Linked DNA regions of Homo sapiens: region 1 is linked to region 2. A link is a loop called in an ENCODE intact Hi-C map of the cell type or tissue named here. Cell type or tissue: dorsolateral prefrontal cortex. All regions are shown on one strand.

Region 1 (4,000 bases), 57 kb after region 2:
AAGCAAAATAATGAATTAATTCTGGAGTACTTAAGTAGAAATCATTGATGCCACAGTGTGCTCAGGGCACTAGATATGCCTCCTTGGTGATTTTCATAGTTCTTGCAACAAAACTTTTAAAATATGAAGAAACTTGAAGTCAAATATTTGAGCTATTTTAATCTAGAACTGAACTGTATATATTCTGTATCTAGAACATCCATAAAATTAATTCAAAGCCATCTTCTATGCCAATGCCCCTGCATAAAATGACACACTACACTCCCTCTTCACTAACAATGACTCACTTTAGCAGTGACGTTACTTCTGAGTTTCAGGTGTAGGAAGATAAGCAAATGGATACGTTGTTTTTAAAGAACCCCAAGTGGTTCTACTCAGTTTTACTTCTTACCATCTCCCTCCTGAGAATCTCTGGATGGAAAATGAGAATTGCAATGATGTTAAATGGGAAATACATCTTCTGAAACACACACACACACACAATATTTCTCTTCGTAAAGCTAAAATTAACTGAGCACTTTTTGTTAGACATATTTTGACTACTTTAAATGCATTGTCTTGTTTGAACTTCAAGATAGCCTTAAGAAGTTGACATTATTTCCAACTTTACAGGTGAAGTGCCCAGACACAGTGAGGTTAAAATACTTAACTAAGACTGTAGAGTAAGTTAGTGGTTGAACTGAGGTGTGAACCTATGCTATCTGGTTTTAGAGCTTATACTCTAAACCATGAGGCTATGTTGCAAAGAAAATGTATTTTGGCTAAAATATAAACAAATCTGATTTTTTACATAAAATGCATAATTTTGTTGTTTGATACCACTCTGTTCTTGCTTGTGCTGCCAAGCCTGCCCTTCTACTTCTTTCCTTGCTCAACTTCTATCCATCCTCCAAGACTCACCTTAGTTACAACCTGCTTCAAGACCTCCATGGAACAAACAAAAGGCTCTAGGCCTCCACATATAACTCCATCAGAGTTCTTTATTCATTCCTTCTCCAACGAAGTTATCACAGGTATCATGCGTCAAGCTCTGTGCTAGACATATACATCATTTAAATTGCTCATTTAAAAAAATCTCTAGTTTTGATGGCAGGGTTTTATTAAATTTTGCCTCTCTGGAGCCTGGCAAAATGGCTGGCACATAGACTGCTTATTATTTCTAAAACTGAAATAAAGATTAATATGTTGTATCTAGTTACATCAATATCAATGATCCACAGTAATAGATAAGGCTTTTCCAGAATACCAGAGAGTGTAGGCAGAGATTCAGACAGAACTCTAGGCCTCTGCTGTAGCCAGTTTCCTGTAATTTGTTTAATTAGTATGATCAACATTTTCAAGTGCTTCTATGTGTCAGGTCCTATGTTAGGCACAGAAGAGAATACAGGTTCCAAAAATGAATAAGGTTTATTCTCAGCCCACAAGGAGTATATAGTCCAGTGGAAGAAATAGAGTATATACTGGGCTATTTTAAATGAGTGTGATAAAGACCACCATAATACAGTTACAAGAAAAAAATCACTCTGAATTGAAGTGACTTAAGAGTGCTTCTAAGAAAAGCAGCCTTCTGGATTGCAACTTAGAACTCTGCTTGGTTCCAAAGGGAACTTCAGGAACAGAGAAGACCCTCAATAGAAACATTGTAGAGGAATAATATTTTGAGATATTAACTATGATGTGCTTCCTGTAATATATTTTATCTTACTTTTTGTCCCCTTTCCTATTCTCCTGCCCACATTAGGGGAGAGATATCACAATATGCAAAGAAAACCCTCTTTATTTTCAAAACCCAAAGCCTTTAAATCTCAAAACGCAAGGATTTTGCAGTGGAAGAAGCTAAGCCCTGAACCATTAAAGGCATAAGGTTTATTCCATAAACAAGGAATAAAGAACCAGACCTCCCTACACAGACTACACAAGGATTCCACTAAGTGAAATGAAAAGTAACCCAGGAGGAAGCTAGGGCTTAGATGCTGGTAGGTTTCTGGAAAGAACCCCTAATTCTGATCTACCCTAACTTTGGAAGGTATAATTAAATGCCTAGATAGGACTGAGATACCCAAACCAAGATGGGACCTATTTAAACCTAAAAATAAGAATAGTAAGATCTAGCCTTGATCAAGCACTTAATAAGGCCAGGCATTATTCTTACCAAATTTTATTTGAGTAATAACCAGATTATGAAGGAATTATCACTCAGTTTCACCATTTTGTGATGACAAAACCAGGTCACAGAGAAGTAATTTGCCTAAAGTCCCTCAATTAGAAATAGCAGAGTTACTATTTGAACCACGGAAGTCTGACTCTAGATAGTGAAAGGGCCAAGGCAATGCTTTCCTTCTGCCCTCTAGAGGTTTGCTGAAAGTAAGCTGACAATAGACAGATTCATAGGAGAAAAAGGCATACAAAATGTATTTAAAGCAGACTAACATAGAGCCATACACAAAATATAGGTTTTAAAGAGGGGCCATATGGCTGAGGCTTTCAAAATTTCTATATTTGGGAGAGATGTAGAGAGACTTTATTTTGCAAATAATACTCTTGGGAAGCTGGATGAGACTGACAAGTTAGGGAAACCTAGAGGTGGAACTACACAGGAACAAAGGTTGTCTTTTTATGCAGATACGATTTCTTAGGTAGTCTCTTGAAGAAGCTGCTCTCAGAAGAATAGATGAAAATCTGTCTGGGTGTAGTGATGACTTTTAGTTATCTTCTCTCCAGTGATTATTGTTTCCTGGTTTTTTGTTTGTTTGTTTGTTTATTTGTTTGTTTTGATGAGATTCTTAGAGAAGCAGTGTCTCAATGCAATTATATTTCTTTAGGAAAGTTAATTACCTAGTCAGATAAGGAAATTCCAGAGAAAGTTTCTCCTGGTGCTTCAGGAAAGTAAGAGCATCAGAGAGACAGGGGGCCTGGGAGAAGTCAGAGAGAGATCTTAAGGCTGCCTCTTTGGTTCAGCATGCCAAAGCACCGTGTTTTGGGGTATCATTTTCTGAGCCTCAACAATAGGCCTCAAAATCACTGTGCTAACTGAGGAAAACAGAATTACCTAAGATTTCATTTCTAACACCAGCTAGGATGAAAGATCAACATGAAAACAATGAGTTCAGTTATGAAAAAAAGAAACAAGTTATCTTTTTTTGTTGAATAACTGAACTGTGGACATAATCGTAATGAGAGCTTTTCCATGAATGACTTTTTAATCTCTCCAAATGGTTCTGTGAGTGTAACTATTATTATCAATTTAAATATGAAAAAGTAGATCACATATGTAAATTCATCTGAAATTTCATGATTAGTATGTAGCTCAGCAGTATTTGTACTCATGCAATTTGACTCCCAAATCTATGTTCTCAATCACTATACCATCGATGTGCTAAATAAATGGTCACAGCAGTGTACATAAAAATGTTCTGCTTGGCCGGGAGCATGGTTCATGCCTGTAAGCCCAGCACTTTGGGAGGCCGAGGTGGGCAGATCACGAGGTCAGGAGATCAAGACCATCCCGGCTAACACGGTGAAACCCCATCTCTACTAAAAATACAAAAAATTAGCCGGGCATAGCAGTGGGCACCTGTAGTCCCAGCTACTCAGGAGGCTGAGGCAGGAGAATTGCTTGAACCCAGGAGGTAGAGCTTGCAGTTAGCCAAGATCACACCACTGCACTACAGCCTAGGCAACAAGAGTGAAACTCTGTCTAAAAAATAAATTAAAAAAGAAAAAAGAGAAGAAAAAAAAGAAAAGGAAAGGAAAAAGAAAAGAAAAGAAAAGAAAAAAAAGAAAAGAAAAGAAAAGAAAAGAAAGAAAAGAAAAGAAAAGAAAAGAAAACAAAAGAAAACAAAAGAAAAGAAAAGAAAAAAAGAAAAGAAAAGAAAAGAAAAGAAAAGAAAAGAAAAGAAAAGAAAAGAAAAGAAAAAGAAAAGAAAAGAAAAGAAAAGTGCTGCTCAGTCCAGGCACGGTGGCTCATGCCTGTAATCCCAGCATTTTGGGAGGCCGAGGC
Region 2 (4,000 bases):
CTATTAGGAGAGTTCAAATATTATAAAACTTTTTGACTATTCGTGTTTAATACCGCATTTTAGCTAATTTGATGATTTGTTGTCCTTAAGTTGCACTTGTCTTTATTTCCTTTTCTACTCTCTTCTTCATTCTCTCATCTCTCTCCCTTTACTCTTGAACTTTTATATTTTCTCTGTCAAAGTATGTAGCTTAAAAATTAAATACTAGAAAATTCCAGTTGCTGAGATTGTGATTATAATTGGTTACATTCTAGTTGCACAACTTCAATAAGCTTAATTTATACTTTAATAATATTTTATAATGGATTTACCCTAGAATAATGTTAGAAGAATAAAAATGAAATTAACAAAAAGTTGCTTTTGATCAGCACAAGATGTTAATATTCTTAGATATTGTCTTGATATATAATGTTTATATTATAGTTAAGGTAGTGTAGGTAAATGCCAGAAATTTATTGTCTGTTATTTGAAAGTTAAAAAAAAAGCCTAGACAATATTTCACAACTTTGTTCATATTTTATAGACTGTTACTTTCTTCACTCATGCCTTATTAATTTCCCATTAAAACTCTAACTCTTAGGAATATGATTTAATATATATCTGTAGAATACAGGTATTTCACAAGTTAAGAATATGTGAAGTGATGATCAGGCAGTTATACAGCATCTGACAGTATATAGAATTAAAGCTGAGTCAGAAGCCAAAAAACATAATTAGGAGAATTGCTGGGATTACAAAAAAATAGGAAAGAAATCTAAGCCACAGATTAGCTTCAGTCCCACAATTACCTGAAACAAGACTGATGAAATTATCAGGAGAAAATAAAATATAAATCCATTTTCATGGATAATTTGATATTCAAAGTAGTCACTTTCACTCTTTCAGGCCATTGGGAGAATGATGCAACCAATTTAATGAATTACTACCCACGTTAACAGCCTAAAGGGGTGGGGGAGGATATATTTCCTCTGTTTCATATTACCAGGAAGTTTTAGCTACAATGAAAATCTATGTAGCAGGAGAACAGAAAACATATTTTTATGGTTTACGTAGGCTGGAAGCAACAAGAAGAACTTTTTTCTGAAGAAAGCAAAAAAAAAAATTGATGCCATATGCAGAAATTATTGCTGGAGTTTAATGGACTGAGATGGCCTTAGGAAGGAGGAAAAAATGACTATTAACTGTTTCTAATGATTCAAAACAACAGCTACCTCTACAAAAATTGTACTCTACCACTGCTCACTAAATACGCTCCTCACCATCACCACTCCCCATCATGCTTGTGCTGACAACATCCATGAATTAAACAATTGACATTTTAAAAAAAACCCATGGTTACCTGAAAGCTGAGGTTTCTGTCTTCCTATGCCAATGTTCCTAGTTTTGGATGAGATGAGGAAAAATACAGTTGTGCATGTAAAAGTTACGTTCGCTTGAATGTTTGCATATTTTACATTTGAGTGCAGGCATCTATCAAGGATGCAAACCAAAGTGAAGCAAAAAGAGTATTTAAATCACGCGTGGATCTTAGAGACAGAGAGAGACATCTACTGGTCCATTTACTACCAATCCCAAGCGCCTCCCCCTCCACTGTAATTAATGTAACGTTTTCTCTCTTTACAGCTGACAGCCAAGAGCATAATTAGAGTCTAATAAAACACAGAAAAGTCACAAATGCAAAGTGGAATAAACAGTAAACAGTGAGGGAAGAGAAGATCCCGGAGTGTGATGGCTGGGTAATGTCTTAGATAAACTGTGTGCACATTGACACTGTCACGCTCTCGGCAGCCCCAAGTGTGCTGGTAGCCTGGTGCAGACAGACAGCTCGAATTAATCCCAAGAGAAGCGCATGACAGGCGAGTGAAGCAGACAATTAGAATGAAGGAGGAAATTGGAAATGGCAAAGGTGTGAACATATGTCAAATTACAACTAAATGATAAATTACAATTCTGTCATTGGAATAAGCGGTAATTAAGAAAGATTTCAGCTATCCTTCTTGAAAAAAAATAAGAGAGAACCACGTTTTTCCCCTCAGTTTAGATTTGTTTGCTGAATTGTTTCCATCCATCTCACACATGGTGCTGTATCTTCCTGACTTTGGAGCTGCATTATTTGTGTACATTAAGGATAATTCTTTTCTTTCCTCTTCTCCATTTTCCAGACTGGCAGAATAATAGTGTTAAAATGAAGAGGAAGCTGATAGTATCTGATATAAAAACCTGCAATGAGATTTAAAAAAAAAATAAAAAAAGAGAGGTTTGCTGCTGAAGCTGCTGCGGCACTCTAATTATTTTAAACAAGCACTGCACAGTCCAGCTGACAATTAGGAAAGCCTGCTCTATGGCTTGGGGGAGTCATATGAAACCTCATAATCACTGTATACACGTCCTTTTCGTTTAGACAGTAATGAATGTGGGTGGGGTTTCTTGGCAGTTTTTGGCCACTTAACCACAATTTAAAACAGCTGTGTAATTATCATGAGTTTTTGAATCCAACATCGAATTCCAATTTAGAGTTTGTAACACCTGTGGTTTGTTACAACCACTAGGACTAAGGCAGGGGAATGACAGAAGCAAAAGTGCAGTGCTGGCAAAAACCACCCTGGAGAGGGCATGTTGTTGTCCCATGGGGCTGCTGCATGCCAAGACACAGACGAGGCAGGAATCTTCACAGTGGCAAATCTCACATGTAAACATAAGGTGCTGTGTGCAGGAAGGTTTTCTTCAGCAAAGTCAAGACAGGATATTCTGGTCTTGAATTCTTAAAAAAGTGGACATTTCTGACATATAACCCTTGCAAACTCTATTTTTTAAAAAAGTAAAAAAAAAAAAATGCCAGTGGAAAGGGCTATACAGGTCCTGAACCCAAGATGACGATTTGAATATTTAGCACATTTCAAAAGAGATAGAATTATTATTTGGTTAATACTTAATCATTAATTTTATAAATGCAACAACAATAACAGTAGTAATAATAATTTATGTGAGGATTTAGACTGAAATAAAATTTTTTGATAGGTAAGCAAAACATCCACCACATATCATTTTAATATTTATAAGATAAGCTAAATATTTTTTGCATTATATATTTTTGCAAGTGTATGTAACATTAAATAGCTATAGTTCAACCTTTACAGAATAGTGACTAAATACAAATATATAGTATTGAAAAAAAGATTGAAATAGTGAAAACTTAGAACATACGCGAATATTTACATCTTTTTTTTTTCACCCTTCCTCTAGGGCAAAAAGGAGGCAAATATCTAAAAAGCTAAATAAAATTCTCTAACAGAGAGGTCAGAAGCTCCAATGATCTTCTGAGATAAGTCAATTTCCAGCAGCTGTGGCCAGATATTGTAGTTCAAGGCCTTGAAAGCTTAATTGGGGAAGCATGTTAAAAGTTAAAGGGCCAGAATCATGTTAATTACATGAGGTTTTCCTTGTAGAAAATCTGCCCAACACAATGCTACCCTCTCTCTTCTGTAGATAAGGGTATGCTTCACCACATTTCTGTAATTTGACAAGGTTTATTTTAAAAGCAATATATTTAGAGTCATCTGTATGCTTCACAAGTAACAGAGCCTAATGTGTTCATTCATTGCATTCCTAGTACAACTTGGGTTAAGAAGCCACAGACATTGCATGCCAGAACTTTAGAAAGATCCAAATATGGAACAAATTGCAATCTGAGTTTCAAATCTTTCTTCTTTGAGGAAGTAAGGTGTGAGAAGAAAAAAGGCAGAATGATAATTGTTGTTCCAATACTGTTTACACCCAGAAATAGAAGTTCTCTTATGGAAACTTGAATATAGGAGAGTAGCCAAAAAAAACTTGGAATTTTACTTTAAATGGAGAAAAATATTCATAAAATATAATCTGATAGAATAATTATTATACATTTGTTACTATAACAAAGTAAATAGTAGTCTGTATAATAAAAGTTACATGTAGATTGATGTCAATCTTCAGATTTTACACTTTGTATATAGAGAGAAAGGCA

The links. A loop is a pair of places that touch in the nucleus more often than their neighbours do. Peaks named below come from ENCODE experiments on the same cell type or tissue, not always from the same donor. Only the 100,000 strongest peaks of a DNase experiment are listed, where the experiment ranks them.
Region 1: a loop joins it to region 2, with 6 times the contacts of the local background. A loop is called at or near these places in 1 of 110 quality-filtered maps.

What each region holds. Positions count from the first base shown.
Region 1 is chr4:104,449,436-104,453,435 of GRCh38, forward strand. No RefSeq gene overlaps it. Among named protein-coding and RNA genes, the nearest start is that of CXXC4-AS1, 40 kb to the right of the region's middle. In dorsolateral prefrontal cortex, CTCF peaks have their summits at 2,349 (motif pointing left) and 2,549; no DNase peak of the experiment used is centred here; H3K4me3 peaks cover 595 bases.
Region 2 is chr4:104,392,919-104,396,918 of GRCh38, forward strand. LOC105377350 (a long non-coding RNA gene) reads right to left here and starts at 1,493. Exons shown (of 3, transcript XR_939033.3): 1 at 1,340-1,493. In dorsolateral prefrontal cortex, CTCF peaks have their summits at 1,568 (motif pointing left) and 1,769; DNase peaks (open chromatin) are centred at 1,803 and 2,623; H3K4me3 peaks cover 2,089 bases; H3K27ac peaks cover 1,745 bases.